Linked DNA regions of Homo sapiens: regions 2, 3 and 4 are each linked to region 1. The links are chromatin loops, found by intact Hi-C in ENCODE. Cell type or tissue: IMR-90. All regions are shown on one strand. Region 1 overlaps ADCK1 (aarF domain containing kinase 1). Region 2 overlaps NRXN3 (neurexin 3). Region 3 has its middle 150 kb from the start of NRXN3. Region 4 overlaps NRXN3 (neurexin 3).

Evidence for each region. Peaks named below come from ENCODE experiments on the same cell type or tissue, not always from the same donor. Only the 100,000 strongest peaks of a DNase experiment are listed, where the experiment ranks them.
Region 2: it touches region 1 in a loop (8-fold over the local background); 9 of 110 quality-filtered maps call a loop at or near these places.
Region 3: it touches region 1 in a loop (3.0-fold over the local background); 8 of 110 quality-filtered maps call a loop at or near these places.
Region 4: it touches region 1 in a loop (4-fold over the local background); 11 of 110 quality-filtered maps call a loop at or near these places.

Annotation. Positions count from the first base shown.
Region 1 is chr14:77,858,418-77,866,417 of GRCh38, forward strand. ADCK1 (aarF domain containing kinase 1) reads left to right here. Exons shown (of 11, transcript NM_020421.4): 4 at 659-862. Among named protein-coding and RNA genes, the nearest start is that of ADCK1, 62 kb to the left of the region's middle. RefSeq lists an enhancer at 4,024-4,223. In IMR-90, a CTCF peak has its summit at 3,969 (motif pointing right); no DNase peak of the experiment used is centred here.
Region 2 is chr14:78,844,307-78,852,306 of GRCh38, forward strand. All of the region lies in intron 10 of NRXN3 (neurexin 3), which reads left to right. Among named protein-coding and RNA genes, the nearest start is that of NRXN3-AS2, 140 kb to the left of the region's middle. In IMR-90, a CTCF peak has its summit at 4,128; no DNase peak of the experiment used is centred here.
Region 3 is chr14:78,018,403-78,026,402 of GRCh38, forward strand. No RefSeq gene overlaps it. Among named protein-coding and RNA genes, the nearest start is that of NRXN3, 150 kb to the right of the region's middle. In IMR-90, a CTCF peak has its summit at 3,789 (motif pointing right); no DNase peak of the experiment used is centred here.
Region 4 is chr14:78,693,634-78,701,633 of GRCh38, forward strand. All of the region lies in intron 6 of NRXN3 (neurexin 3), which reads left to right. Among named protein-coding and RNA genes, the nearest start is that of NRXN3-AS2, 12 kb to the right of the region's middle. In IMR-90, a CTCF peak has its summit at 3,931; no DNase peak of the experiment used is centred here.

The DNA of each region.
Region 1 (8,000 bases):
TTTTAGTAGATATGGGGTTTCACCATCTTGGCCAGGCTGGTCTTGAACTCCTGACCTCATGATCCACCTGCCTTGGCCTCCCAAAGTGTTGGGATTACAAGCGTGAGCCACCGCGCCTGGCCTAGTGATTTCCTTAGCAACAAAACGACGGAGTTTATCTTCTTTAAAGATACCAAAACTTGCTTCCCTGAGGTGCTGTGAAGATTAAAAGATACCATACATATGACCATGTTTTATAAAACGTAGCAATCCAAACAAACAAAGCATAATTGGTATGTCTGAGGGGTGGGTGGCAAATACTTTAACTCTGTGTCCCTTGAATGAGTCATTAGTAGGTTAGACTTGGTTAAAAGCCTTGAATGCTTATTTCTAGGGAGTGGGACCCAGACTAGGTAAGTTTTGATGAAGAGGAGGAGATAGGAAGCACTGGGCCGTGTTTGAAGGGCGGCCTCTGTATGAGGTTGGAGTTGACTGCCCCGTGTACCAGGAAGCTGGACACCAAGGGAAAAGGTGTGTGTGTGTGCGTGTGTGTGCATGCATCTGCCCTGGGCATTGTGGGGTAATGAGGGTTTTCAAGCAGAGCAGGAAGGTGAAGGGAACAAGGTGTAGGGAACAGTCTGCACTCACACCTCTCTGGTCCTGGCCTGTCTTCCTGCAGGTGCACCTTCGCTCTGCCAGGCGTCTCTGTGAGCTCTGCTGTGCCAACCGGGGCACCTTCATCAAGGTGGGCCAGCACCTGGGGGCTCTGGACTACCTGTTGCCAGAGGAGTACACCAGCACGCTGAAGGTACTGCACAGCCAGGCTCCACAGAGCAGCATGCAAGAGATCCGCCAGGTCATCCGAGAAGATCTGGGCAAGGAGGTACCCACCTTTGCAGGGGGGATGGGCCTTGGTTGGGATGCTTCAGAAAAGGCCCCGGCTGAATTCTTGCAGCCTCGACCAGGGTGCTGGGGATCCACCAGTGACACAAAACCAAATGTCACAGCCACTCTCAGTGCTGAAATCAAAGAGGTTAGAAGGAATCTCAGTGGCCCTCAGTGAAACATACCAGTTCAACCATATGAAATAGTTCATATGAGACTGTTATTGACCTGAAACCTATATATCATTCATATGGTTCAACCTAATAATAAATGTCACTTACTGAAGGTTTAAGGCCTTATTGAAGCTTTATCCTCAGTAGGGCTTTGAAGCCCCATCCCATCTGGTTTCAACCTACCTGTCTGTAAGTTGGTGGGGCAGAGTGACACTGTGGTTTAGACTCTAGAGCCAAGAGCTTGGACCTTGCACAAATGATTGATCTTGGCACCTCACTTTCCTTATCTATAGCCCACCACATAAGGTTGCTGTGCAGATTACACGGGATAATGAATAGAAGGTGCTTAGTATAGTACCTGATGTAGAGCAAGTGCTCAACAAATATTAGCTATTATTTGTATAGTAATGGTGTTCTATACTATTGTGGTTGTTGTTTCCCTACGCTCTGGTCCCATTGTGCTACCTGTCTCAAACTCACTGTGTTGTCTTAGTCCTCAGTGCTTGTGCCGTGGTCTACCATCTGCCTGATGTCTTTGCTTCATTCTCTACTTGTCAAGTGACTTCAGGCCATCTGCCTATCTGTCCACCCAGCTAGCAAATCCCAGGCAGGGTGCTAGGTGCTGGGTTTCCCGTCCAAACCCCAGCTCTTCTAGGAAGTCTTCTGTGACCCTCCCTTGACCGATCTTATCCCTCCTTTGGGCTCTGCAGAACTTTGCTCCCTGCACTTGTGCAACTTGTGGCTTGATTAGTTGTGTCTAAGGATTTCCCTGCAAGTCATAGTCTTTGAGGATGAAGACCATGACAGTCCTTTTACTCTGTATTTACAGCTCTGGAACAGTACCTAGCAGGTGCCCTGGGTCTGCTTAAAGAGCCAATGGATGAACTAGAAATAGTGTTGTTAGGCTACTTGGCGCAGGGCCAGGAGAGTAGGGCAGAGGTTTGATAAAGACCAGTGGTTCCCTTTTTACAGGGAGCTGGCACTGACTATTGGTCCCTTAATGTGGAGCTGGCCCCAGGTACGCAGCATCCATTCAAAGGTGTCCCACTTCTCAGTGATATCCTGGCCTGGAGCGGGGGTTGGATCATACAGCAGGTGAACATAGAAACATCTCTGACTCCTCTGCCACTGAGGAACATGTCCTCCAAAGGGAGAGACATTGAGTGAAAGGTAAACCCGAACTGTGGCTGGAGTCAGGGAGCAGGCTGCAAGCTGGGAGGAGCAGGGTCAGGAGAGAGGGACCCCAGGCAGAGGGGACTGAATTGGCATAGTGCTGGCCCACTCATGGCTTTGCCTCTTGCCAAGACTCTTGGCCCCCAGCTTCTAACAGCACGAGATTCACCCCCAAATTAAAACTAAATAAATCACGGTAATAACAGTGTGAAGTGCATCATTGCTGGCGTGTGGCAGCTCTCTGGGGGTGGAAACAAGGAGCAGGAGGCAGCAGGTTAACCCTTGGAGGCTGACTTGTCTGGAGAGCTGGGGAGGGAGGTGGGACAAGGGCAGGTTAGTGGCTGTCCCCAAGCCAGGGTGGAGTGAGGGAAGTTTGGAGTGTCAGCAGTCATGGTGGCCCACCCAGCTGGCTAAAGAATGTTTGGGGTTGGAAGACGTCGCCTGATCTTCAGGGCCCCTTCTCCAGTCCCCTCCACCCCCTGCCGATTAGCCCTGAGCACAGTGGCCATGTGGCTCCTGCCCCCACAATGCTTCTTTAGACCCCTGAGGAAATGGGCTACTGTCCATGTCATGGTTCTGAGGGGTGTCCCTCGCAGCTGGGGAGCTTCTTCAGAGCCCTCTGGGTTCTTACCAGGGCCCCACAGGCACACACTCTGTCTTCCCTGCCCTCTTCCTCCTCCTCCCCCTTGGAAGATGGCATTTGTTCCCTGGTGACACACTTTCCCAGTGTGTGGGTGGAGGGAGGGGAGCGGGGCCATGTGGGAAGAAGGGTGGGTGCGTGTGGGGGTGTGAGGGCGGGGTAATGTCACTCACTTGGCATTTCCAGCCTCCTCCAGCCCCTCCCATGACACTTCTCGGGGAGCAGTCTCGCCTCCAGGATGCTTGAGTGGGCCCCACTCATCCTCAGCTCCATGCCAGCCCTAAGACCTTCTGCAGAAAGCTCCATTTCATCCCTGGCTTAAAAGAGGCTGTCAGTTATGCCTCACCACCTTCCTAGGTCCCAGTCCTCGGATAGGCTTTGAGGTTACCTTGAGCTCAGAGATTCCATAAGTGCTCCTAAAGCTCAGACTGTAGAGAGCGGTGGTGTGGTGAGGGAGGTGCTTGGATGGTCAACAGCAGTGTTAGAGGTCACTATGTCCTCAGACCCATCCCTGTTGCAGGCAGGTGGGGCCCGGCCCTGTGGGGCATTCCCAGCATAGGTGTGGGGGTAAGATTGAGGGTGCAGTACTTCTGGACCCCACGGTTCATATGCATTTCTGGATCAGCCAGAATTTCTGCACATCAGCTGGCACCATCAGTGCAGAGGTGAGGGCACTCGAAGGGGCACTCTCCTTGCATAGCATTGGCTCAGGCAGGGAGTGCGCTGGGGCCACATTGCTAAGGGAGGGCTGGTGACAAGCAATGGGATGAGACCTCATGTCCTCTAATTCCCAGGCTGGTGATTCGTCCCCTACATAACAGCTTCTGTTTGGCAGGAAAAAAAGCAGTTGTGTGTGTGTCTGTGTGTATCTTGGAAGTTTCTCAGCTAGTATTACCAGAAAGAAACTTACTTTTTTTCCTTTATTTGGTTGTTAGGCTTATATCCTGAAAGACAGGTTCCAGGAAGCAATCAGGAGCCCAGCCTCTGGGAGGTGGGGTCGTTTCTGCCTCCTCAAAAGTGACCTCGTTCTGGACTGGGTCAGGGGTGGTCCCAGCCTTGGTCCCCTTGACTGCCCTTGGGGCTGTGGGTCCAGATGCAGTGCTGACCTTGGCCAGCAGATGGCGCCTGAGCTTGCAAGTCAGGGATGGTTGTAAAGACCTGGCCCTTCTCTTTGTGGGGGGATCCCTGACCAGGTGGATGAGACTGGGGGTCTTTCTGCTCTTGGGCATGGTTCGTGCTGTTGAAGGAACGCAGGCTGACATCTCTACACCCTGAATGGGCATGCATAGCCTCAGCCACGAGGCTGTTGACCACCCTGGGTGCCTCAGCCCTTGACTCCATGTTGGAGGACGTGGTATTGGAGTTAGGAGTTCTCTGATGCTCCGCAGTCTCTGATGGCCAGTGATTCTGTGCTTCAGCACCTTTTCCTTCATTCCTTCTCTCTCCTGCTGGTCTACGCGGTTGGCATTTAGTGAAAAAGGACAGTGCCGGACATTTGGGTGTAGCCAGGGATGGGTACGACCTCATTCCAGTCCTCACAGTCCAGGGTCATGGGAGGTTCACTCATCATGGTAATACATGGCCACATAGTGCCCAACGAGCTTGCAGAGGAGAGAGAGGTTGCCTTGGGCAGATGGAGGCTTTCTGAAGCAGGTGGCCTCTGACCCAGCCCCTTAGAGATGGATGGAATTGGAGGAGGTGGATGTTGGAGGAAGTGATTACTGATTAATAAGCTGGGTTCAGCAGAGGTGCAGGGACAGGAAAGCATAAAGCATGGAGGTGAACAGTGAGGTCTTGTTGATTACAATGTGGCGTTCAGCCGGTGAATAGTGGAGCAGAGGTTGTAGGATTGGGGCTGAGGTCACATTATGAAGGGCCTAGAATGTTCTTTTCAGAATGTGAGTCTGAGGGAGAGGAGGACTTGGGGAGGGACCTGATCAAAAGAAGGACGAAGAGACTGAGATATACGGAGTGGGGTGGGGCATGTGGTCGGGTGGTTGAAGGAATTTGCCTAATAGGCTGAATATTTAGTAATGTGGGAGATGAGGTCATCTTTGAAAAGTGGAGGAAGATATAGATGGGGAGGTTTGAAGTGGGTGGGAAGCTTGGGGATAGAGTTATCGTGGAAATTAAGGGATGATCTTTGAATTGTCAGCCACACTATGCTGTTATCTTTGGTCATGCACACACATACACACACGCACACACACACACACACATCTATACCTGCCCCCATGACATACAGACAAGTCAGATCTTGTTACAGCCTATTTCAAGAAATGGTCCAAGCCGTGCGTGGTGGCTCATGCCTGTAATCCCAGCACTTTGGGAGGCTGAGGTGGGTGGATCACTTGAGGTCAAGAGTTCGAGACCAGCCTGGCCAACATGGGGAAACCCTGTCTCTACTAAAAATAGAAAAATTAGCTGGGTGTGGTGGTGGGCGCTTGTCATCCAAGCTACTTGGAAGGCTGTGGCAGGAGAATCACTTGAACCCAGGAGGCGGAGGTTGCAGTGAGCTGAGATCAGGCTATTGGACTCCAGCCTGGTCAAGAGAGTGAGACTCTGTCTCAAAAAGAAAAAAAAAAAGAAATGGTCCAGTTCTGTCCTAGAATATAGTTATATCAGATAAGGTTCTGTCCACCTCTGAAATCCCATGAGAAACTGAAGGAAATGAGGCCAGCTGCTGGCATGGAGCACAGAAATACCTCTGTTAGGGGCAATGCTTATATTGGTGTCTGGGTGGTGTGGTTTGGCTTTTGTACTCTGAAATTTGTTTTTATCAGTTTTTCACCCCCTGGTCTTTCCTCCCAGGGGAACTTATTTTACAGCTCCCCATAGTACGTAGGGACAAGCGTATGCTGCAGGTGCTCTGTGTTCTTGATGCACCATCTGACTGGAGTTTCAATGAGAATGAAGGAGAGAGAAGGTGCAGGGGTACCGTTGTGCAACGGGTAGAATAATTCATATCCAGTTGTTTTGTAAGAGCCTGTGGGTGCAGTGGGAGGGCAGCTTGTCTTGTTTGCTCAAGGTTTAAGCAAATGTTCAGAAAAGAGATAAAGAAGCCTTTCCTCCAAGAATATAAACTGTTTATCCAACTTGTTGGTGGTAGAGGCAGAGAGCAGGCACTGTAGGCGCAAGGACCAGCATGAACAAGGCAGAAGTGGAGAGATGAGGCAGGAGAAGGCCTGCCTGGGCGAGGGGCACACAGCACCTCTGTTGTCCCATGGAGAACTTGATGGGAGGGGGTAAAAGGTGCCCTCTTTTTGCATCTCTTCCTCCAGGCTATGGCAGGTTGGCCAGAGCTGGGCTGGATTTCATTCCTGTGTAACTCAGGGCTCTCTAGAGAAACAGAACCAATAGGATATGAATGTGTGTGTGTGTGTGTGTGTGTGTATGTGTGTTTGTGCATGCATGTTTGCTTGTGTGTGTGTATTTAGAGCTAGAGAGAGAGAGAGAGACTGATTGATGTTAAGGAATTGGCTGATGTGGGTTATAGAGGCTGGGAAGTCCAAAATCTGCAGAGTGGCCCAGCAGGCTGGAGACCCAGGAAGAACCGATGGTGCAGTTCAAGTCTGAAGGCTGTTTGAAGGTTACCTGCTGGCAGAATTCCTTCTTGCTTGGGGAAGGTCAGTCTATGTTCTGTTCAGACCCTTATCTGATTGCATGAGGCCCACTCATGCTATGGAGAGTAATCTGTTTTATTCAAAGTCCACTAATATAACTGTAAATCTTGGCTGGGCACAGTGGCTCATGCCTGTAATCCCAGCACTTTGGGAGGCTGAGATGGGAGGATTGCTTGTGCACAGGAGTTCGAGACAAACCTGGGCAATATAGGGAGACCCCATCTCTGTTAAAAAAAAAAGTTAAAAAAATTGAATTAAAAAAACAAACAAACAAACTGTAAATGTCACCTAAAAATACCCTCACACAGCTGAGTGCGATGGCTTATGCCTGTAATCCCAGCACTTTGGGAGGCTGAGGCAGGCAGATCACCTGAGGTTAGGAGTTCGAGACCAGCCTGGGCAACATGGTGAAACCTCCGTCTCTACTAAAAAAAATACAAAATTTAGCCAAGTGTGGTGGTGCACACCTGTAATCCCAGCTACTCAGGAGGGTGAGGCAGGAGAATCCCTTGAACCCGGGAGGTGGAGGTTGCAGTGAGGCAAGATCACTCCACTGCACTCCAGCCTGGGTGACAGAGTGACACCCCGTATCAAAACAAAAACAAAAACAAAACCCCTCACAGAAGCATCCAGAGTAATGCTTGGCCCAGTATCTGGGTGCTGTGGCCCAGCCAGGTTGACATGTAAAATTAACCATCATGATTCCCTATGTGGCCCTCAGCCAGGATTTCACATGTGTACCCTCGGTCTGCTTTCACACGGCCTGGAGCTTCATAGCGAGCCTTGGCGGTAGACAGGAGCCAAACTGCCTGTTGGTATATTGGCTTTGTGGCCTTGGGCATGTTACTTAACCTCTCTGTCCTGTCCCTCCATTTCCCGATCTCTAAAATTGGAATCATAACACTACCTGCCACCTAGGCTTGTTGTGGGGATGGATTGAGTTAATGATTGTGGAGCATCTAGTGCAAGCTTGCTGCAGGGCAAGGGGCAGTAAACGTTAATAATTCTTTCTGTGTATTGTGCTGTGTGCTTTTTATGAGCAGGTACTGGGGTTCTGAGAGACTCGTAAATGGCAGAGTTCCATCTTTACCTGGGCTTTCTGATAACTGGTACAGCTCTCTGTCCCATATTCAGTCATATGTTGCTTAATGATGGTGATATGTTCTGAGAAATGCATCATTAGGTGATTTTGTTGCTGTGTGAACATCATAGAGTACTTACACAAACCTAGATGGGACAGCCTACAATATACTTTGGGTATATGGTATAGCCTGTTCTTTTCAGAATATGAGACTGAGGGAGGCTTGAATCTAGGCAATTGTAACACAATGGTGCGTATTTATCTGTCTAAACATAGAAAAGGTTCAGTAAAAATATGGTATTATTAATATAATGGATCGCTTTTGTATATGTGGTCCGTTGTTGACCGAAATGTTGTTATGCGGCACATGACTGTACTGTTTTGCTAGAATAATCCTCCTTTCTCTTCCTCTTCCTGATCAGTACCCAGCACTCTATCTGGTCAGC
Region 2 (8,000 bases), 990 kb after region 1:
CATGCCTTTTGTCATATAAGGTAATAGTCACTCTTTTGCCATATGAGATAACATTTATCCATTCTGGAGATTCACAGGTTCTGGGGATTAAGACAGGGACTCATCTTTTCCAGGGGCTGCCATTCAACTCACTAGACCTGAATTTAAGTTCTTGTTCTTTGACTGCCTTTCCATGATTGGGCAAGTTACTGCATCTCTCCAAAACTAGGGTTTCTGCTCTGTAAAATGAGAATAATAACGCCTAATTTACAGGGTTATAATAAGAAATAAAAGTGGTAAATATATGTATTTATATATATGTAAAGTTACCTAACCCAGTTCTTAGCATAATTAGTTGCTGTAGTTCCAGGCATTCAATAGATAGAACAGATTTTAAACTACTTTAAAGACTAGTGTGAGGCTGGCCTATACTTAGTTAAGAATTTGTTAAAGTTTGATGATTTGGTTGAAAAAATATTCTGGAGTGTGATGGTTAATCCCTCTGGAGAACCCTGACTAATATACTGAGTAACTACAAAATGATTTTATATTTAGTTCACCATTATACATAGAATAGCCACAAAATGGTTTTATATTCAGATAACCATTATTTGTTGGCCATGCCTCATTTAATAATATTTCCTCTGTCTGCTTTCCACTGCTTCATAACCACTAGCACATTTTGAAACATATTACTATGTGATGTCAAATTCTTTAAATAATAATGAGTTTTAGTTTGAGTAACAAACCAGTGATGTCTGTGATGTCACAGGCCTGAAAAAAAAACTGTTGCAATGATCTTCATTGGCTAAATTAAAATATAAAGAGTAGTATAGAATTTATCATCCACATTTTACAGAATTATTGTTTGAGTCATTTAGGGTTTCTATTCCAGTCTCTTAATTGAACTGTACTTTCTATATCTGCAAGTCAAAACACTCATCAAAAAATATGACTTCAAATATGATAGCCAACTTTTGTGTTACTACATAGTGTTAATTTTACAGTTTTTTATATGAAATAACTCTCTGAGTTAGGAGACAAGTAAAGAAATGTTGCCAACACTCATAGATATGAATAACAACGTAATTTAAGGCATGTTGCAAAACATAAACTTTTAATATATCCCTCTATAAATTCTTACTTTTAGTATTCTTAATTCTCAGATATTACTCCTTTTCATATGATTGCATTTATATTCTTGTTTAATTCTCTCTTTTTTCTACTTATATGATTTCCTCCCCACTGACTTCTGCTCCTCCTTCCTGCTTATAGAAAGAATGTTGACCTCAAATGTCTATTATTTTTTCATTCAATGAACTACAGTAAAGTTGATGTGTAGGTGACAATTAGTGTAGGCAAAAGGTAGAGTAATGTTGCTTTCCAGGTATCTTCCAACTCTAATATTCTGTGGACTTATATACTTGAGAGTATTCATTCTGCGTGTAAGATCTCACACTTCTATAGCTGATACATTATAATCTGCCTATGTCTCTTTTTATCTGATCTATAGAAAAAATATTATTTTCATATCTTCATATGTTTTTGGGTTACCTTAGGCTATTAAAAGAAAAATAATGAAGATGTTAAGATATTTCAGGACAGTATGAGTATGTTGGGGTGTGTGTGTGTGTGTGTGTGTGTGTGTGTGTATGTGTGTGTATAAAAGATTTTACTTTTTACTCAGCCAACGCTTTAGAGATCTTCTGAGTTTCCAAGTAAATTTATTTGCTTAAGATGTGTCTGTTTGCTTTCATACAGCCATTCCACATCTTCCAAGAAATGACTTCAAGAACATCTGCTTCAGTACTCATAAACATCCTATCTGCTCATCATTTTCATTCTTTTACAACACTCCCACTTTCAAATCACATCCAAAATGGCAAAAAGAACCCAAAGCTAACATGATTTTAGATGTCAATTGTGTCCTCTCTGTGAATGTTTTCCATATTTGAAATGGCTGTGGAATTATCTTGCCTCTACCCACAGTAATTGAGAATGACAGGAATTGGAAAAGGGTCATTTCCTCTGTCTCCTGGGATTCTGAAAGCTGTGTTTTCTTTTATACCTGATCAGGTCTGCCAGTTGCAAAGCTATACAATGTAGTGGAGAACTGCATACGGTTAATTATGACAATTACAATCAGTTCTTTACAATCTCTGCTGCTGTTATGGGATTTAAATACCATAATGTATGTCAAAAGGACAAAATAATGTTCCTATGTTTTCTGCTTACAGCTGCTTTTATGATTGGGTTTTGCTCATAAACAGGTGGTTATAAAGTTGCAATCCTTCCATGAATTCCTTTATCTTTCCTGTCTCCTAACCTGGCTTCCCTGGTGTGTCATTGAACACAAGTGTTGAGATTCCTAGCATCTCTGAGGTGATCTCAGATCCTAGACAGTGTCCCTTGAATATGCTGCAATAAAAATGAAACCACTTATGGTCAGCAGAAGTAGGTAGATGAATTTAGTTAATTCTCAAAGTCTCCCTTGCTACTTCAGACCTCTGTGGTTTGCCTTCCCACTGCGTCCTGCACCTTCTCTCTATTTTCTACCTTTGCTTAATCCCTACTTTTTCAATTTTATCTCAGTGAAACACTGTGCCTAGTTTCTTCTCACCATTTTGGTCTCCAGCTCATAGCATGTTGTGAAGACTATTGCATGCGGACTTGAATTTATGTGCTGTTGATACTTGGGTACTTGTCTCTGATGTTACAAGTTAATCCATACAGTGCACATGTGGTCCCTCACTGTTGCTCAAGGCAGCTGGAAAATAGGTAAGGTAATCTTTTTCTTTCAGCACACCTTCCGTCTCTGCAGCTCTTACCTCTACCTGAAAGGTAGGTATAAAGAGAATTATGGCCAATGAAACTCCATATGAGAGCCCTCCCCTCCTCCCCAGAGTATATCTTGCTTAAACAACACATTTACGGTTAATGACCATCTGGTAAAGGTGACAGCCTTTAGTCCTCCTAATTCTTAACTGTCTGAAAAAATGTGCCCAACCTGCCACGGCTTGTGACTGAATTATAAACCATGAAGCATAATAAAGTCATTAAGTTTCAACATGTCAAAATGGACTCAAATTGCATCTTGCCCAGAATTTGATGGCCTTTCCCCAGCACTTAAGAGAGCAGGGCTGTGTACTGTTCAAAAAGCACTTTGTCATTTCTCGAAGTACTCTTAGCTTTGTGTGGCTGTCTGGACACAAGCATCAGCATCTCCAGGAGAAGGAGGAAATCGAGTGAAGTGAGAGCATGGAGGGGCCAGTATGCCACTTCCTAGGGAAAGGCAAAGGCATTTCTTCTCAGGAAAAGAGCAGAGAATGATGCTGTACCTCATTTGGTTATTGCTCACCCTCCTGAATATATGATTCATTTTACAGTGGGAAAATTTTGGATAAAAGCTTGTGCTTTACAATTCCGATTACCCTTCCCCTTTTATCCCCCACTATCAAAAATAATCATATTCTATAAACGTCAGTGGAAAGTGGTGAGAGTGCAACTACGTTTTGGAGAACCAGGTGTCAGCTCTGTCAGATTTCTATGAATAGGCACATCTATATACACTTTTTCAAAGAAAGAAAGGTCACTCGCCACCCTACTTGTAAAACTGTCAGAGGATTTAGGAAAGAACTAAGTTAGGCTGTCTTTTCACATGGGAAAGGAAATCTGGTTCTCAAGATATTTGGGGCATTGCAGTGAATAAGGGATATTAATAGAATTCCACCCCCGGCCTCTGGCTAAGAACTTATCTGCCTAGAATCTGAGGAGGAAAGGAATCTAAGAGTTACCCAAGGCTCAGTCTCACTGCAATAGGAGGGGATAACACTGAACATGGTGGGGCAGATGTGGGCTTTGGTATCTGTTGCTAGTTTATCCTCCCTTCACCCACCAGCGCAGTACTGCCATTTCTTCTTTCCCCTGGAATTCTCTATGTTTAGTGAGCGAGTTTAAGAATGGAGGATGCTCAGGGATCTTCTTCTCTTATATAGAGACTGGGATAATTTGAGTGTTCCATGTTCTGACACAGGTGGCATGGATGAAGGGGTGTCACTGAAGAAGCTTTGGCAAAAGCTGATTTACCTTTCCAAAGGCTCTGTGTCAGGTGCTGGATAACCGTTAAAAGAAAGGAAAGCAAGCCCTCTGGCGGCTGGCATGCAGAAATGCACCTGCTAAGCCAATGAGCCATTACAGGCCGTGCCTTCAGATTAGAGAAGGACATGTCAAATTAGTTGGAGAGTTTTAGAATACTTTATTTATTCCAGCTTGTACATGAAGTTATCGATGCATCTGCTACTCCAAGCATGTTCAGATGAAATAATAGAAGAAAGTCTTTAAGGTATTAAGGTTCATCTTCTGAAATTGTTCAACACTTCTTAAACTGCAGCAGGCCCAGTTGGGCACTGATAGCAACTTAAGTTGTCATTACTTTGTGGGATTCAGATCTCGAGAATATTTATTTAGTGAGAGGGAGCCAGCAATTTGTTTCTGTAGGCAAAAGGAGATTACAGAAGAGAGACCCCCTTTGTTGCTGAATTGAGTAGCTGGGAGGAGTTGCTGGAAGTGATGAATTTACCCCAAGCCATGAAGGATGGGTAAGATTAGAACAGATAAAGGAAATGAAAGTGAACGTTTGAAATATAGGGGCCACGGGAGCAGGAGTGGGTTTGTTTTTGAAGTCAGTAGCAAGCAAGAGTTGAGAGTCAGTGGTAAGTAATTATGCACAGAGAAAACTTGGCAAATAGATAAGAAAAAATCACATTAATATTTAAAGTGGTTTAATATCAATTGAATCACAAGGACATCTTAGGTATTCATTATGAAGCTAGAGACAGTATAGCCTCTGGACTTAAGGAGTGGGTCTGTATTCAAATCGTAGTTCTGACACTTCTGAGAGTCCTCAGGCAAGTTAGTTAGCTTCTCTTTGACCATTTTTCCCAATCTGTTCACTTGGGATGAGAAGATAATGTATCTTTAGACTCAGATACACAAACATTATCTAAATCCAGGATGTAGAAGTTGAGTGCAAGGAAAGTCTCAGTTGTCCCCAGGCTGCATATCATTCAACTGGTGAGTTTCCAGCTGCTGGTGTGCACAAACAGAAGCTGAAGGACCAATGGCAGGAGAATTACAAGGCAAGTTTATGAATCAGATGGATATTTGGACCAGATGACACCCAGGGGCCCTCCAACCTAGAGGTCTGGTAGTTCTAAAAATTCCATGATGTCCCACAAGAGCTAACTGAGATGTGGGGATAATAATGACATAAGTTTACATCTTACGCTAAAAATGTTGTTTAAATTTAGTTCAAAATGTTCTGTTCTATGTGAAAAAAATACTATCATTTTATTTAATGCAACCTATCACTGAAATGACTATCTCAAGCTGTTTCTCTCTATCTCGTGGAGGGAAGGAGTGGAATTGGGGGTAGGGTGCAGGGTGGAAAGAAAGGAGAGGTAATACTGTTACCCAGAGCCAACATGTTGCTCTTCAAAGGGGCTTCAGAAAATAGAACAAAGATTCCAGCCTGAATGAGAAAGGAGGTGGAGAGTTTGAGGAACACAAAGCTTTAAGTGGAATTTACCCCATCTAATTATTTGCGAAGGAAAGGGTGGAAAGAAATGTTGACAGCAAAGATTTCATGGAGAACAGGAACAATAAGACCCTGTGCCAGAGCACTGTATTCTTTGATGTACCACATATGGAGAAGGGATATAGAACTTGAGTTCAGCAAGGTTTAAAAGGCAAAATGTAATCACTTCCCTTTAATTAACTCAAACAATGCACGGCAGGTTATGTTAATGTGCCTGTAGCTGAGATAGAGGCAGTAGGCTGCCACTAATACCTGAGAGAGAGACAGAGAGAGAGAGAGGAAGAGGGAGAGAAAGAGAAAGAGAAAGAGAGAGGCTCCTGTAATGCCAGAGCAGGAAGGGCCTAGAAACCTTATAGACTAATTTTACAGATGCGAGAACAAGCCTAGCAAAATTACAGAACTCACCCAAGGTTATATGGTCTCTCAGTGACAAAGTGACCATAATACCTCAGGCCTTTACCAAGTTAGTATTCTCTCTAAGACACTGCATGACGGAGTCCATAGTGATTTCAAGTTAGCCCAGGGGTTAAAACTAACCATAGTACATTTGAATACGGATTAACATTTGGTGTGTCCTTTGAACAAAAGGTTAAATAGAAAGGTAAAATGTAGAAAGGTATCTACACGTATTCACTTCAGTCAAGCTTTACTTTTAAAGTTGCTTTAGAATATTCTTATTAAAACCAGTGGTGATTTTCATGCAGCTGTTTTAATTAAAATGTTGTATGTTTTTTATAAACAAAGTGATGAAAATTTCTGGTTATAGCCTTGTAGAAGACTGAGCAGGGAAACCATCAGAATTGCAAGTGGAGCAAAAATGTTATAATTTAGATCATGTGACCGAAATACCACCACCGCTGGGTAGAATCTGCTTAAACTGCAGCTTTGGATTTTTCAGGGGTAAACAAACCTCTTATGAAAAAGAAAGCCATGCATTAAAATTATAAAGGCACATGAAATATTACAGGAAAGAATGAGAGGAAGTAAAGAAAACTAACATTCTTCTGTTTTACTGCTTTCAGGGAAGAGTTTTATGAACAGTTTCCAAAAGTGTTCTTAAGCGGTTGTAGGTTTTATTTTGCTTTACAATTTGACAGTATTTTAAGATTCTGTATTTATTCTCTTTTTGAGCTGAATTATGCAGGACTAAACAGATATCTTTTGTAAAACCTTTTATTTCCCTGACAGTTAGGAGAAATATGAAGTAGGAAATTCTTTGGTAATTGTTGGAGGTTGGTATAGTGCAGTAGATAATGTCCCTTTACTGAATTTATTATCAAAATACACAAGTCAGAGGGAAGGAGATCAAAATATAGCTTCTATTTGGTGATATACTGGTAAATGTTTAATTTTCTTCCTTTTAGAAGAGAGGAGACTGATTTATAGTGTTGACATATTTTTACGGTATAAATACTCCCTCCCTGGTGAAATTCAAGATGCCAATGGGATGTCACTGAACTTGAAATTGGGCAGAGGTTCATATATTTGGCTCTTGCAAGCCAGTGCAAACAGTCTTGGGACAGCACTGCCTGAGTGCATCACTCGTAAAGGCTGTGTTAGAGAGTGTGGCCTAGATCTCATAGATTAGCAGACTTGTTTTAATACATCACTTCAGAATCAGTCAACCTTCAACCACAGGTCTTTTCTTCTTTGGATGCCTGTACCGGTAAAACTTTCAGCAAGAAGGAGCAAAGCAAAAAGTGTGCTTACCACAGGCAGGCTGGCAGCCAGGAGAGTTAGTCGTCTCCCAGACTCTACCAATCTGATGAATTCACAATCTGAATCAAGCTGGGGAGGCCAGGCATGTCACTCAGATGGAAGGAAACAACGAAAGTGAGAAATAAATGTTAACTCTTAGCAGCATCAGAATTCAGAATGATTCTTAGAAAAATGTTACAGGGTTTGTGTCAACAAGAAGGTCAGAGGCAGAACTGTATTTTAAATATCCAACATTTTGGCATATAGCTATTCTAGCAAAAGCATCTTTGAGGCTGTCATGTGGCAAGAATTGTGGTTATCAGAAAAAAAAATAGGAGTTTTTAGGTTACACTTAAAATATAAAGACCTTAATAGACCTTTATTTTATAGAAAGATATGGAAGAATAAATTTATATTCAGTTCCTTCAAATTAAATTATTTTTTCAACTGGGTGTAACTGAAATAAATAGGGCAGCCATAGTAATTTTACTTAAGCAACTTCATTGCCTCAGAGAGCAGATGATGAACTATTTTAGTGAATATATGAAATGATATCTGGCAAGAGAAAAATACTTGATCATCTCACTTCCTTCTAGTTGATGTTCAAGAGTCCCTGCATCCAGATTTACAGCTCTTTGCTTACACATCCATCATTGTTAATATGCCAATACCCTGACGAAGCAAGCCTGGTATTGGCTGCATGAGTCAGTTTTTCCTGGTAGAGAGT
Region 3 (8,000 bases), 160 kb after region 1:
AAGTTAAAAGAGGATTGGGGGTGAAATGAGAATGAGGAGTTATTGTTTAATAGGTTACAGAGTTTCAGTTTTGCATGACAAAAAAAAAAGGTCTGCAGGTGGGTGATGGTGGTGGTTGCACAACACTGTGAAACGGCTTAATGCCATTGAACTGCACACTTAAAAATAGTTAAAATAGCAGATTTTGTTATGTATATTTTTACCACAGCTCAAAAAATAGCATAAAAAGTATTTCTCAAGGCATTTAAAATACATTGTAATATTTTCTTTTGAACTCGTCAACAATCTTGCAAAAAAGAAATGAATTCAAAGATTATGAAATAAATTATTGGCCTTTTATGGGCTTGCAAGGAACCATAACTGTTTTCAGACTATTATTCTAGATCCAGACCCTATTCTTTATTCAGAATATACTATAGCTAGTTAGCGCCTACTTATATTTAAATTATTTTCCCTGTCATATGAAGACTGACAATAGAAGTGTGCCTCATGGCTAATTAGTATTCCATTCTGAATATTTTGAGCTAAAACTTAGATTTTAAATTCCAAATTAAGTAATATTTGATATGTACAGTGGAATATATGTAAGTTATACATATATTAATATCTATAATATATGAATATATGCAAGTCATGAAAATATGTGTTATATAAGAATATACATTAGTCACAAGATATAATTATCTTCTAAAATGTAAGTCAGATCATTTCACTCCCTGATCAAAGCCTTCAAAGACTTCCAGTCTTAGTCCTTTCCCAGGTCTTTGGGCCCCGCAGGACCCTACTTGGCCTATCTTTCCAACCTCATCTCCTACTGTCTGTCTCCTGGTGCATTCTGCTCTGGCTATCTTGGCCTTCTTGTTTGTACTCAAACTTCCAAGTTGGTCCTGTCTCAGGGCCTTCATACTTGCCATCCCCTGGAATATTTTCCTTCTGAATATCTGAATATCTCATATCCTCCTCCAACTTGGTCTCTGCTCAAACGTCACTCCTCAGAGGGTCCTATCTTGACTGCTCTATCTAAAACAGACCCCTCCCTCCACTTCACACTCATCTCCCTCTACCTCCTTATTCTGCGTAACTTTCTTTTTGTACTTAAACTACACAAAGTTATATTACATACTTATCTCTCGTCTCCTTCTCATCCTTCATCTAACTTGTTTACCACAGTATCCCCAGCTCCAAGAAGAATGTCTGACACACTGATGACCTTCAATCAATGTTTTTGTTCAATGAATGAACTTAACAAGTGTTTATTGAATCCCTACTATGTGTCAGACACTGTGGAATTTGCTTTGGTGCCTGTGTGAAAGGTCATGCTATTGACTGAGACACTTTGGTTGTTTAGAGGGTTTGAGTTTGAGATACCTTGGGACTAGCAGGTGGAGATGGAGAAGGCAGTTGTTTTCCTGGCATGGAATTCAGGGGCTCTGAGAGATTGGTGAAGTATTAGTCCATTTTCACGCTGCTGATAAAGACACACCCGAAAATGGGAAATTTACAAAAGAAAGAGATTTAATTGGACTTATAGTTCCATGTGGCTGGAAACCTCACAATCATGGCAGAAGGCAAGGAGGAGCAAGTCATGTCTTACCTGGATGGCAGCAGGCAAAGAAAGGGAGAGCTTGTGCAGGGAAACTCCTTTTTTCCAAACTATCAGATCTCGTGAGACTTATTCACTATCATGAGAACAGCATGGAAAAGACTTGCCCCCATGATTCAATTACCTCCCACGGGGTTCCTCCCACAACACATGAGAATTCAAGATGAGATTTTGGTGGGGACACAGTCAAACCATATCAGATGGGAATGCATAATAGAACATAATAGAATTCTACACTGGGACTGACAACTGGTCTATCCATCCTGGGAGTCCATCTCGGATGGGCATTCAGGGGCATTGTAAGAAGAATGGTTATAGTGGTCCATAATAGGAACAGTAAGGTCCATCCTAAATGGAGCCTGTAGGTGATGTGGCTTTGGCAACTATGAGAACATCTCTGCTCCCAGAAACCACAGGCTTCTTCAGCTCCTTGGTGTTGGGAATTCCCTTAGAAGGGAAAGTGATTCACTTGGCCTCTAGAGAGAAATTAGGAAGACAGGCAGTCCCATGAGAAGGCCCCTTCACTTCAGGTTACAGAGACATCTAGACAACTCATACTGGAACTTTCCAGGACCCAGAATTGGGGGCTTTTGTCGGAGAGAGAATCTGAGGTCTAGGGCAAAGAGCAAGGGAAGTGGGAAGAAGGGCCCAGAAATTTCACATATAAATTTCCTAGATAAAAACTCCCCTTACATTTTTATGGTATTTTATTAAATATTGTATAAAAAGTCAGGTGCTCTTAAATTTAAATTCTACCTACTAATGACTTGTGGGATCTTTGGAAAATTTACTTCTGCAAATGTTCTCATTTGTGGGGTGCAGGTAATAATATAGTCCTTATGGGATTAAAGGAGATGGTGCACATAAAATGCTTAGCCCACTGCCAGCATGGACACATTCGGCCATTAGGCTCCTTCCCCATTTCCTTGACCTGATCTCATTTGAGCCTTATACAACTCTGGAAGATAGGTTTGGCAGCTATTGTTATCATTCCCATTTTACAGATTAAAAAACTGAGACCAGAGAGATTTATTCTCACTTTCTGAAAGTCAGAGCTTTAAAATAGGAGAGTTAGGATTTGAATTCAGGTCTTTGGTCCCATGTGGTCTTCTCACACCATGTTGTCCCCAGCTCCTTTCTGATGGTGTCAGAGGGTGTCATTTCTGGGGAAACGGAGTCTAATCACTTACTGCTTGGCCTGTACCTCGAAGCCGGGAAGATACTGCTACCTTTGCTTTGGTCATAATATACTTTCAGATAAAACATATAGAAGCAGAATATCTGAAAGCTGGCCAGGCATGGTGGCTCACGCCTTTAATCCCAGCACTTTGGGAGGCTGAGGTGGGCGGATCACCTGAGGTCAGGAGTGGGAGACCAGTTTGGCCAACATACTGAAATCTGTCTCTACTAAAAATACAAAAATTAGCGGGGCATGGTGGTGGGTGCCTGTAGTCCCAGCTACTGGGGAGGTTGAGGCAGGAGAATCACTTGAACCTGGTAGGTGGAGGTTGCAGTGAGCCGGGATCATGCCACTGCACTCCAGCCTGGGCAACAGAGTGAGACTCCATTTCACACACACACAAAAAGAATGTCTGAAAGCCAAACAATACACTTACATGTTATCAAGGGTATTCATCAAATTATATAAGCCCTAGTTACATCTTGCCTTTCAGATACCACATCTATTGCTCTATTTCTAGCACCCTAGAATGTCTTTAATTTCTCTTTTTGCCTTTACAGTTGAACACAGACTGGCTGGCTGGCTGGAGGAGCTGGGTGGCCAGTCAAGACTAATGATTCAACACTTTGGACAAGCCTGATGATATTCACCTTTGATTCCGTTGTCCTAAATTTGTAAGACTTTTTACCTTCTCACTTTCCTCTTTCTTTTCCCAGTTATTAAAAAAAATACAGCAAATTCAATACAATGTTAAGACAGTTGCCCAACTAAACATGGCTGTGCCGACAAGGATAGTGATCTTGTTGAATTTAATTGTCGAGTGGAGGCAGGGTCATCTTGTCATGGCTCAACTGAGTCTGCTAATTTCCAAGGCCTAAAAGGGGCCATGGGTGACAGTAGCATAGGGCAGTGAAGGTTGTGCAAAATTGCCCTGTAGTAGGTGTGACTTGGGTCATGAACTGTTGGTCCTAAACTCGTGTCTTGCCAGGAGGTGGCGCCCTTTCTCTGCCCAGTTGGTTGTGGCTCTTCATTACTGTGGGGAGGGAAAATGATGCGCTTCCTGTAGCTTGGGCAGCCATTTCAGAGGCTCTCAGATGCAGTGAACTGTGTTTCTTTCTTCTGAACAGTTACACAATTCCCGTAATGAGGGAAATTGCATGGGAATTCACTTCTTCAGCTGTCAGAGCCACTTCTCTGCCCAGGGTTAGGCTTGCTTCTCTCTTCCCTTTAGAGGTGCCGCTACCACCTCTATTTCTTTGAGTTTCTCTCCCCTTAGGATAAGCCGTGGGTTCCAGGAGAATAATCGTAACAGGATTATAATGAGGGTAGAATGGAAATGAAAAAAGAGGACAGGATGGCTGAGGGGGCTGCTTTTGGCAGTGCTTGCTTCTCTCTCTCCCTATTAGGAGCAGCTCTTCTGCCCTTATTCCTGGAGTAACAAAGTTGTCCTGTATTTCCACACACACAGCTCAATCCCCGCCAATGGCAATGGGAGTTGGAATCGCCTTGGGCTGCTAATTACCCTAAGCCCCTTTTGTTTTAGATGGATTGTGGGGAATCCAAGGTCTGAACTAAGAAGAAAGAGAAAGGGAAAAGAGAAAGAAAAACGGCTGGGTGCAGTGGCTCATGCTTGTATTCCTAACACTTTGGGAGGCCAGGGCAGGTAGATCACTTGAGCTCACGAGTTCGAGACCAGCCTGGGCAACATGGCGAGATTCTCATCTCTACAAAAAATATAAAAATTAGCTGGACATGGTGGTACAAACCTGTAATCCCAGCTACTCGGGGGCTGAGGTGGGAGAATCGCTGGAACCCAGGAGGCTGAGGTTGCAATGAGCTGAGATTGTGCCATTGCACTCCAGCCTCAGTGATAGAGTGAGACTCTGTCTCTCAGAAAAGAAAAGGAGGAAGAAAGGGGGAAGAGAAATGAAAATTAGAGAAGAAAATGTGGGAGAAAAAGACAGCCAAATAGTCATCAAAAAGAAAAAGGGACAGAGAGAGACATAGAGAAAGACAGAAAGAGACACGGGAGACCAAATGAGACATACACATGAGAGGGCCATTGATCTGGGGGAAGAACATTGGGTTTGCTTTTCATCTCATCTGCATCAAGCTCTGTGAAGTTGGAAAAGTCACGTGACTGTTCTGATCCTCAGTGTCCCCATATGAAAAATGGGAATAATTACACTTCACACCACTGTGATGTGGGCCAAATGGACCATATGGAGGAGATCTTTTGTAAGTGATCAAGTTCTAGTTAAATGATGTTACTTGATATCAACCAGACTTGAAGAGAGAGGATGTGTCCTGGCCCATGCTGAACCCTAGGGGTGGGGCATAGGTGCCCTCGGTAATCCAGGGAGAAGACCCCTGTCTTCTGCACCGCAATCCTATTTTCTCAGAAGATTTTTTAAGAGGGAAAGTTTCCTTGCCTCCAGCTCCTGGAAAGAGAGGCCTCCCCTGCCCTGGGTAGCAGTGGGGGTGGGTGGGTAGAGGTGCTTCTAGATTACTCTCTTCAAGAAATAACAGTTATAGCTAACATTTTATTAAGCTTACTATGTGCTAGGTGCTTTCCTAAGTGCGCTTTGTGGATTAACATTAAACCTCATAATGAAGTAGGTACTATTAATAGCTTCATTTTACAGATGTGGAAACTAAAGCAAAGAGAGATAAAAGGAAATTGCCTAAGGTCACACAAGAAGTGGCAGAGGAGATGAAAACCCAGGCCATCTGTTGCCAAGTCGCTCGTCCTAATCACTGTGCTATACTGCCTCTCCAGTTAGGCCCATGTCCCTCACTTTTCCATGTTCTGAGCAGGAAGCAGGAGGCTGCCTGCTGATCTGTTTTTTTTTTTTTTTGAGACAGGGTCTCACTCTGTCACCTGGGCTGGAGTACAGTGGCACAATCTTGGCTCATGGCAATGTCCGCCTCCTGGGTTCAAGTGATTCTCTTGCCTCAGGCTCCCAAGTAGCTGGGATTACAGGCATGCAACACCGCACCCGGCTAATTTTTGTACTTTTAGTAGAGACAGGGTTTCACCACGTTGGCCAGGCTGGTCTTGAACTCCTGACCTCAGGTGATCTGCCTGCCTTGGCCTCCCAAAGTGCTGGGATTACAGGCATGAGCCACTGTGCCTGGCCTCTGATCTGTTTCAATGGTGGGTCAGTCAGGGTTCTACTAGAGAAACAGAGGAAGGAGGATACACGAACCTCGTGACACCCCTGCTCCCTGCTGCTGCCTGCCTCCGCGTTTGCGCACATGCTCATACACACACGAATATCCATGTTGATTTCTCTATATCTTTCTGTTTCCAAGGAATTGGCTTACATAATTGTATTAATAGGTTCTGACTGAACAATCCCAAATCATGTAGGGCAGGTGGGCAGGCTGGAAGACTCTCAGGTGGAAGCTGTGCTGCAGGCTATAGGTGGAATTTCTTCTTCCTTGAGGACACTTCAGTTTTGCTGTCAGGACTTTCAACAGATTAGATGAAGCTCACCCATGTAATCAAGGCCAATCTTCTTTACTTAAAGTTGCCTGATCAGAGGTGTTAACTATTATATATCTACAAAATACCTTCACAGCGATATTTAGCCTGATCAGAGGTGTTAACTATTATATATCTACAAAATACCTTCACAGCAATATTTAGATTAGTGTTTGATTGGATAACCGAGTACTCCTACCTGTGTAAGTTGATACATAAAACTAACCACCATGATGGGAAGGGGAGAGTAAGAAAGGGGAAGGGCAAAATACCAGGAGTGGGCAGGCAATTTACTTCTTAGAATTTAATAGACTGAAAATATGTTCCTGCCCCTCTACAGACATGACTGACAGTGAGAACAGTCACATCACATAATTCACAAGGGAGTTCCTTGGAAATGCTTCACTATGAAATTGTGCACGAGAAGCTGTTCTATGGGCAGCTCTGCAAACTAGGTCTTCTGTTTGAGATTCATAATGCACATCACCACATTGAAAGCTCTGAGAAATCCCACAGCAAAGAAACTTGTTTATAGTTTCTAATTAGGCTTTTCCCAAACTCATTTGACCACGAAACCTTTCCTTTCTTTTCCCATGTAACATCCATCAACAGAGCATGCTTAGGCTAAGGCTGGCTTAATCTCCTCTCCCTAAAGCAATAGACCCAGTTCACCGGGATACTGCTGAGGCTTCACTGATAACATAAAAAGAACAATGCTTTCAATCATTCCTTACACATAAATGCTTCCTGCTTTCCTGGTGTTCATGGAAAGTACAAGATTGGCTGACACTAGAAAGTAGAATTCTGTGGCTTTTGTCTTGTGCATATTAAAGAAAAAAAACCCTTTTAAGAGATGAAGAATTCAAAACTATTTTCATCACATTTTGGAGCAAAATGGTCTCTAGGAAAGAGGTACTTTGCATATCACATGACATACTGCCAGCAGGTACCCTCAGGGGCATCAGAACCCTGTGGGAAAGATTAATCTTGCACACTTGGGAGCTGGTACCCCAGAGAGCAGGAAGCATTGATGCTAGTGACTGTGCCATTGATCTCATCAAACAACAAATTCTTCAGTTCATTCTCGAGTGTCTACTGGGAGCTAGGGCACAGTGAGTGCGTGTGTGTGTGTGTGTGTGTGTGTGTGTGTGTGTGTGTGTGTGTGTTGGGGGAGGAGGGGGTAGGCATGCACACAGGAATAAATAGCTAATGGTTTAAGTTAATGGACAATTTTTGTTAGGAGTTGATTTAGTAACACAGACCCCTGTGATGATAAATCTTATGTGTCAGCTTGACTGGGCCATGGAATATTCAGATGTTTGGTTAGACATTATTCTGGATGAGTCCCTCTGTGAAGGCGTTTCTGGAGGAGATGAACCTCTGAATTGGTAAACTGAATAAAGCAGATGGCCCTCTCCAATGTGGGTAGGCATCCTCCAATCCATTGAAGGGATGAACAGAATGAAAGGCTGAGGAAGAGAGGATCTGCTCTCTGTCTTGGAGCTGGGGCATGGGTTTTCTCCTGCATTTGGACTTGGGCTCAGATTTAGATTGGAACTTACACAATTATCTCTGCTAGTTCTCAGGCCTTTGGGCTTGGACTAAAACTTCCACTGTTGGCTCTCCTCGTTCCTGGGCCTTTGGATTTGTGCTAGAACTACCTTATCAGCTCTCCTGGGTCTCCAGCTTGCCGATACAGATCTTGGGACTTCTCAGCCTTCGTAACCAAG
Region 4 (8,000 bases), 840 kb after region 1:
AATAGCTTTTCAAGTTGATTTTCGTGTGTGTGTGTGTGTGTGTGTGTGTGTGTGTGTGTGTGTGTGTGTGTGTGTGTGTTCTCTTGCTTTCTTTTAGTTCATTCCCTATGTGACCACCAGATTAATCTTTTATATAATACCAACCTGACCTCGTCACTCTTCTGAACCAGAGCGATTTCCTAGTGCCTTTAGGATCAAGTTAAAACTTCTACATCAGCTGGATGCAGGAGGTCTTCTGGGGCATTTTTCAGCCTCAACTCAACTGTCACTCCCACTATACTGTGCAATTCAACTATATTGATTGCTCTTGAGACTACACATATGCCAAGATTTCTCACTCTCATTTCTTGCCATCCGTGCTATTTCTTTTACCTTCCTATTTCAAAACCTGGCTAATGCCACTCATTTATCAGGTCTCACCTTAGTACTCCATCCTTTCAAAGGCATTTCTGATTGCCCCTTCCCTCTGCCCACAGCTTGAATTAAGAGCTCATCCCTGATTTCATGGTAGTTTGGAAATATCTTTTTAGAAACCTTTATCATGCAAATTGCTCATTTTGATTTTCTGACTGTCTCCTCTTCTAAAAGAAGGCTTACTTGCAGTATTTTTTAATCTTTGTATTTCCATAGAGCATGACACTCAATAAATATATGAGTGTGTGAAAAACTGAATAAATGTGTGTATGTCTGTTTCTTTTAATAGAGTAAGTTATTTTAGGGAAGGGCCAATGACTCTTTTCTGCTTGTAGGCTCCACGTTTCCTAGCATGGTCCTTTGTATATAATAGTTGATCAATAAGTAGTGTCTGAATAATGATATACATGTCTATCTTCCCCAGATCATTCTAAGTTTTTCAGCAAAAAGATTGTGTCATAAGAATTAGATAGCCTCCAGCACAACGAATTACAAATACTTCATACTCTAATGCACATGTTTAATTTTTGCTTGGAGTTGAACTTAAGTTATGGTGCCTTATGAGAGAGTCAGGCAGCTTCTCTGTACTACATAAGCATGTACTCGATGAAGCTTGGGGTCAAAAACCTGGAAACTAAGTTTAGTTGGAAATTTAAATGCTGGAGACTGGATGCATCCTAGGAGTGGATTACTAGTATTGATACTCCTAGACAATTTTCTATTCTTATTTGGTTCTTTCTCCATAAACCTGACCAGTCCATGTATAGCAAGCCTCAAAGGATGCAAGCCTTGTTCTGGTGTTTTTTATTGCAAGTCAAAGTCTATCAGGAGCTGAGGAATGAGCAGCAGTGGGAGGGTGTATTAATTTCCTGTGGTTGCTGTAACAAATTATCACAAATTTGGTAGCTTAAAAATAGTAATTTTATTTTCTCATAATTCTGGAGGTCATAAGTCAGTTTCACTGGGCTAAAATAAAGGTGTTAACAGGGCTGCATGTCCTCTTAAATGTCAAGGAGAGAATCTGTTGCTTGACTCTTCCCATTTCTGATAGCTGCCCATATTCCTTGGCTTGTGGCCCTTAATCTCTATCTCCATATTCACATCATCTCTCTGTCTGTATGTGTGATCTTCCTTTGCCTTCATCTTATAAGGATTCAAGTGCTTGCATTTAGGGTCCACCTGGAGAATACAGGATAGTCTCACCTCAAGATCCCTAACTTAATCACATCTGTAAAGACTCCTTTCCAAATAAAATAATATTTACAGTTTCCATGGATTAGGATATATCTTTGGGGAACATTATTCAGCCTACTACAGAGATACCTTTCTCTTTTTGTAGATTCAAAGTGCTTGATCTTCTAAGAACATTGTTTGCTTACAGACATATTTCAGGAGTAAATGACTTCCAAACTGATGGTCCGTTGAAAAAAAGCCTGGGGCTGCTGTCAGGAAAGGTCTAATTTAGGTCAGCCTAATGCCACTGAACAGATGTATATGGCAACATTCCCAACTCCCATTAGGAAAATAAGCCATTAATTAATACTTATTGAGGAGCTGATAAGTAACTGGAAGAGCTGGTCTGAGTTCTGGACAAGGAATCAGTGACAATCAGTTTCCACTGTCTGGCTGTTGTGGGTAGATTGTGGTCCATCTCTGTAGGATAAAGTGTGCACAGTTGGCTTGGCACTCACTCTTCTGTGTCCAGCAGTAGCTCTTGCCATCTGTCTTATCAAGAGAATAAAAATGGGTCTAAGTTGTCACTGGGAGATTACTGAGTATCAGTGGACACTATGAGCTCGAGTGGGCAACCCCATGCAAGGTTAGAGCAGGGACTTCACCAATGTTTGAATTAGGGAACTTCAGTACCTAAAATTGGGATGCAGATGTTTCTTGACTTCTTCATGTCTTTTCCACCTCTTTCATATAATCTAAGGGGGATATGGACCTTGGAGGAGTCTTCCTCAAGGCTTTGGCAGGTGCTCCTAAACATGCTTCATCCATGCCTACTTGAGTGTAATCTGCTATCTTAAGCCACAGGCAGGAGAGATCAATTTTTCTAGTAACTTCTTTTATAATCCAGCTAGCTGAAGAAGTGTGATCAAAGAATCTTAAAAGTGTGATCTTGAAGAATCTTAGTTTCTCTTCTGTTGTAGAGAGAGGATAGTAATAGTTGCTAAGCCTATAGGCTCTGAAGCCAGACTTATCTCTATTTCCATGCTGGCTCCACTACTTAATAGCTGTGTGAGCTTAGGTAGATAATAAAATCTCAGATTCCCAGTTTTCTCAATTGTAAAATGAGGATAATAGTAACCAATATATGCAAGGTGCCAGGAGATATTCTAAGCATGTTACATGTATTTAACCTTCTTATTCTCACATCAACCCTATGAGGTAAATGTACTATTGTTATCCTACTTCAAAGATGGGAAAACTGAGGTACAGAGAGATTAAGTAACCTGTCTAGATCACACAGTAACAAGTCGCAGAACAAGAATTTCAACTCAGAGTATATGCTTCAACTCAGAATATACTTCAACTCAGCATATTTGCTGTTAACTATATTTTATGCTGCTTCTTGTGCCTCAGATTGTGAGGATCAAATAGGGTGGCCATCTATTCCAGGTCACCTTGGAAAGTTCTGGGTAATATCTCCTGTCCAGGTGAATTATTAATAGTGCCTCCTTCTTTTATTCTCAAAGGTATTGTCACATCTTGGTTTGAATATATTTCACATTTGGATTAAATAGTCTTTACATGTGAAACACTAAGAACAATGACCAACCCATAGGAAGCTCTCTGTTAATATTAGCTATCACTGTTTCTACTACTGCCATCACCACCACTGTCACCATCACCCACATTCATCCCAAGTCTGGGACCCTTAGGGTTAGGGGATTAACCCAAGTTCTGCAAAGGCATGTCATGGGAGCCACTGTTCCCAGTTCCCACACCCGTAGCAGACATTGCTCGTTGATCACAGTACAACAGTCTTCCTTACTTAGTGTCATAGACAACCATTCGTGATAGATCACGTTTGAGATGTGAAATTAAAATTATTTATCACACCTAGTTTTATTTAATCTCAGAATACAAAATCCCAGCGTATGGAGAATCTGAATTTAGTCTGAGCTTGTGGTTTTATATGAAAACTTATTTGATTCCTAGAAGTGATAATGAATTTGGGACCTCTTTAGACATCCTATGTCCCTTTTCTCCAATATTTCTTTCTACCTATTTCTCTATTATTTCTACCTCTTCTTTTATATAAATATAAAAGAAATTTAATTCATCAGTTTCCTATTCTCTGCCTATAATTTTATATGTTATAATAAAAGACTATTGAAATACTACCAAAGTGGACACAATATAAATAAGGCAACGGAGTGAGTCATCATAGGAATTACAGTTGGCACCCAAGATCAAAGGCTTAGAAAATCTATCTTTAAATGTGATTTGTGTAACTGGTAGTGAAATTCATTTCAGGTTGATTTTGCATGGCATAAGGGACATCTAGTGGTGATCTAGGTCTCTGCAGATTTACTAAAGGTAATGCAAACTCATAGGTAAAAGTATTAGGGCCTATATACCATCACCTTGAAAGGGAGTCCCAAGAAAGGAGGGGACCTTTTGTTGCATGACTACTTTTAAGCTAGCAAAGTGTAAAGAAACCTTTTTTGGAAAAAAATTAATTCGAGTACCAGCATTTCTGTCTATATTATTGTCAGTTTGCACCCAACTCTTATTTGCTGCCTCCTGTACCAGGTTGGAAATCATTCTGTTATCAGCTACCTGCCAACCTGACATATTCTTCCTATCACTTTCCCCACCTCTTTTGCTGATTGCAGAGGGGCTCTTTGGAGCACTTTGAAAAGCCACCTGATTAAAGCCTTCATTAGGCTAGAAGCAGAAGTGCTTCACAGGCCAGGCAAGAAATACTTTGTAATTGCTTCTGACGGGCAGATCTCCTTTGGCGGTTGTTGAGCCATCAGGAAGCCGTACAGCACTGGTCCACGTGTATTTTGTATAAATTAGTGGGCTTGACATTACAAGAGGTTGCCCCTATACGCAGTCATCTTCTTAGCCCCAGAGTTCTGGAACTTACCCATTAGCCTGCACCTCTTTATAGAACCCGTCTTACGCATGGTTCTGAACTAACTGCTTCTGTCACCTGGATTGCTTACAATACCTGCTTGCCTCATGTGCTACTATTGTTTCCAACCAACTATGCTAGACTTCTTAAAGGTTCTATTTCATTGAATGCTTTTACAGTATTTTCTATGACTCTTTTGTCTTTGAGCCTCTCAGATTAGCTTTTTCTACAAAAGCTGTTTGGCATGCCTATTGTCATCTATTTTCTTTCAGAGTAGCTGCTAACAGCCAGAAGCTGCTAGTTATGGCCAAAGGCCTCATTGTTGGAGAGTCGTTCTTGTTCTTTGACTCTAGGTAGAGAGGATGAAGGCTCTGAGATACTGTCTCAAAACATTCATGTGTTTTCTATGACAAGTCAAAGCTACATTGTCATATTAGAGGTGTCCAGTAGCCCCTTAGCGTGCCTCAGAGTGGGAGGTAGTGTTGGCACCGAACTTTGTCAGCCAGTCTCTTAGAGGATCTTACTGGAGTTTGTGATTGAGCTTTTACTTCTTCTGTTAGTGTTCTGCTGAGACATATACACTAATGATAGCTGCCACTCTGGGGTGCAGAACTTTCCATATAGATTGCCTTAAAAATAAAAGCAAATTTTCTATGCATACATGCCGGGGAAAACTCTACTAAATATTCAGTGGTTCCAAGAAATGCCTTTTAACCATTTGTAATACTTTAGCTTTCTACCTTTTCATCTCATTACTTATTTTCAGGCAGAATAGATATAGAGGCTTCTTTCTGCATTATAGTCTTCACAGACTTAAAGGCATCAGGAAGTAGCCCTTGTGATTTTCCTTGCTCTTCTTCTTCCCATTTTTCCACCTCCTCCTGTAAGCACGTACTTTGTGTCAGGCATTGAGAGATACAGAGAGAAAAGGCATAGGTTTCTCCCCTTGAGAGGCTCCTGGTCTACTGGAAGAAACAGACAATTCCAGCACAATGTGATAGATACAATGATAGCAGTTAGAACATGAAGCCATGGGGGCGGAGAGGAAGAAATCAGCTGTGGGTGGGAATGGAGTGGGTAGAAATATTGAAGAAGGTTTCTAAAAAGAGGTGATGCCTAAACTGTGCTTCAAGTGGCGAATAGTAGTTATCCAGGTAGAGAATCCAGGCAAGATTTATCCCTGGAATGATAAATTGGAGGACCTGCTGAACTTTTGTCAAGGCTGGTAACAATGAAGTGAGGACTAGATCAGGAAGAGGTTTTTATATAATGCTTCAAAGTTTGCATTTAATTCTGAAGTTGATAAAGAACCATCGAACAATTTTAAGCAGAGAATGACATGTTATTCCCAGACATGTTAATAGTGAGACGATTAGAGTCATTTCTAGTCCTCGGAATAAAAATAACAGTAGTTTCCTAGTGGTTCAGCAAGGTATGTTTTAAATTTCGTCATCTTTTTAATCAAACTGCTTAAGGCTTCCTTTCTACTCTAATAGTTACCTTTTTCCCCTAATTGCATAATGTATATATTTTTAGAGCTTTTCATAATCAGGTACCACCTATTCACCTCATCTTAATTCCTCTGCTTTGTGACATGTAACTTTTACTCTACTGGAGTTGGTGCCCTCATCAAATATTCTAAAACAGAAGGAAATGTAGGCATTCTCTGGGTAGGTTTGTTTAGTGCCTAAGAAAATGCAGGAAATGAGAGTGTGTATTTATTGAGCTTCTACTATGTGCCACACACTTTGCTAAATACAGGGAATGCATTGGTTATCACATCAGAAACACACAACCCATGTGTTTATGACGCTTAGTTTAGAGGATCGAAACAGTGCCATCCCTAGCAACCAGAGGGCACAGAAGTACAGTTTCAATCAAGTTTATGGTCATAGGTCCTTGTACATTAATTGACATGACAAATATATCTCACTCCAATTTTGATATGAAAAAATATTCCCCCCTTAATTGTCCTTCAACTTTCTCTGTGCATGTTGTTGGCAGCAATTGTGTCTCATGGTCTATCCTCCATGGTCTAGAGCTAAAGATACAGTGGTTATTTAGTACATTTACATGGGATTTTGTTTCTAATATTCTAATATAGCTAATCAATTCATATTAACTTGGCTTTTGCGTTAGAGGATAAGAAAAGTGGAGAATAGGTTCATCTCAATTTCTGGCTCTCAGTGACTGGTAGTTAACCTCCTGGAGCACTACCTTGAGAGGATTCTGAGGCTTCATCTGGGTTGAGTGGAAGTAGAATAGAAATATGTCTATTGATGATGAATGCCATCTGCTGGGAAAGGAGGGTAGAGGCACATATTTGCCAACATGGCTCTAAGAAATGGGAGAGCTGCTATCCAGTTGTGTCTGAAAAGATTAACTGGCAGCTAGAAACTTTTAAAACTACCCATTGACTAGTTCTATCTCGGAGAACTACACCCCCTACTTGCCAGTTCATGTCTTATGTCTCTGCCTGGGTCTGTCTATGTCAAGTTCTTATTTGTTAACTTAGTAGAAGCTTAGTGGACTCTGTGAAAATGATAAAGCTTGAAAGAGCAAGCCTGTGATAGACTGTGATAGACTGAGCCTTTATAGTATCCTTAATGCTCTAGAAACTTGATTGACTGGAAACTTTTTCTTTTTCTTTCTTTCTTTCTTTTTTTTTGAGATGGAGTCTCACTCTGTCACCCAGGCTGGAATGCAGTGGCACAATCTCTGCCACCTGGGTTCAAGCGATTCTCCTGCTTCAGCCTCCCGAGTAGCTGGGATTACAGGCATCCACCACCATGCCTGGCTAATTTTTGTACTTTTAGTAGGGACGGGGTTTCACCATCTTGGCCAGCCTGGTCTTGAACTCCTGACCTTGTTATCCACCTGCCTCGGCCTCCCAAAGTGTTGGGATTACAGGCGTGAGCCACTGCGCCCGGCCTGGAAATTTTTTCTATAAGATACACAAATACATTGCAGCCTGTTCCTGATCAGCCATTTAAGTGGAATAAAAGTCCTAAGAAAGTTCTTCTTGAGAAGAATAAAATTGAGACCTCCACTCTGAACAGGCATGGAGCATTCAATAAGGCAAAGGGTCAGAAATCTTGCTTAACTTCTTACTGTTCACATCTGTAACTGGGCATAAACCTATAGGATCATTTTCCTTTCACAAAGAATCCATCAAATAAATACTTGTTAAAGCCTACGCTTAACTTGAGCACCGGTAGTAATGACTCGCATTATCAGCGGGGCTTTTGGGCTTGCACTCATGGCTCTGTGATTCATGAGGGCAGAAAAACTGACTGGCTTACAGCTGTCTCTCTTTTTCTGGCTGGCCTGCCTGCATGCCTAGATAACTGAATGGCTTTTTTCAGAATGAGGTATGGTCTAAGGATTTTGCTACTTCAACGTCAGTTTCCTGGATCTTTTCTTCTACTCCAGCTTGCCATATGTCCCTTTTATATTTTCTTGGCCACTCTCTTACAAATAGGGCCATAGATCAGAG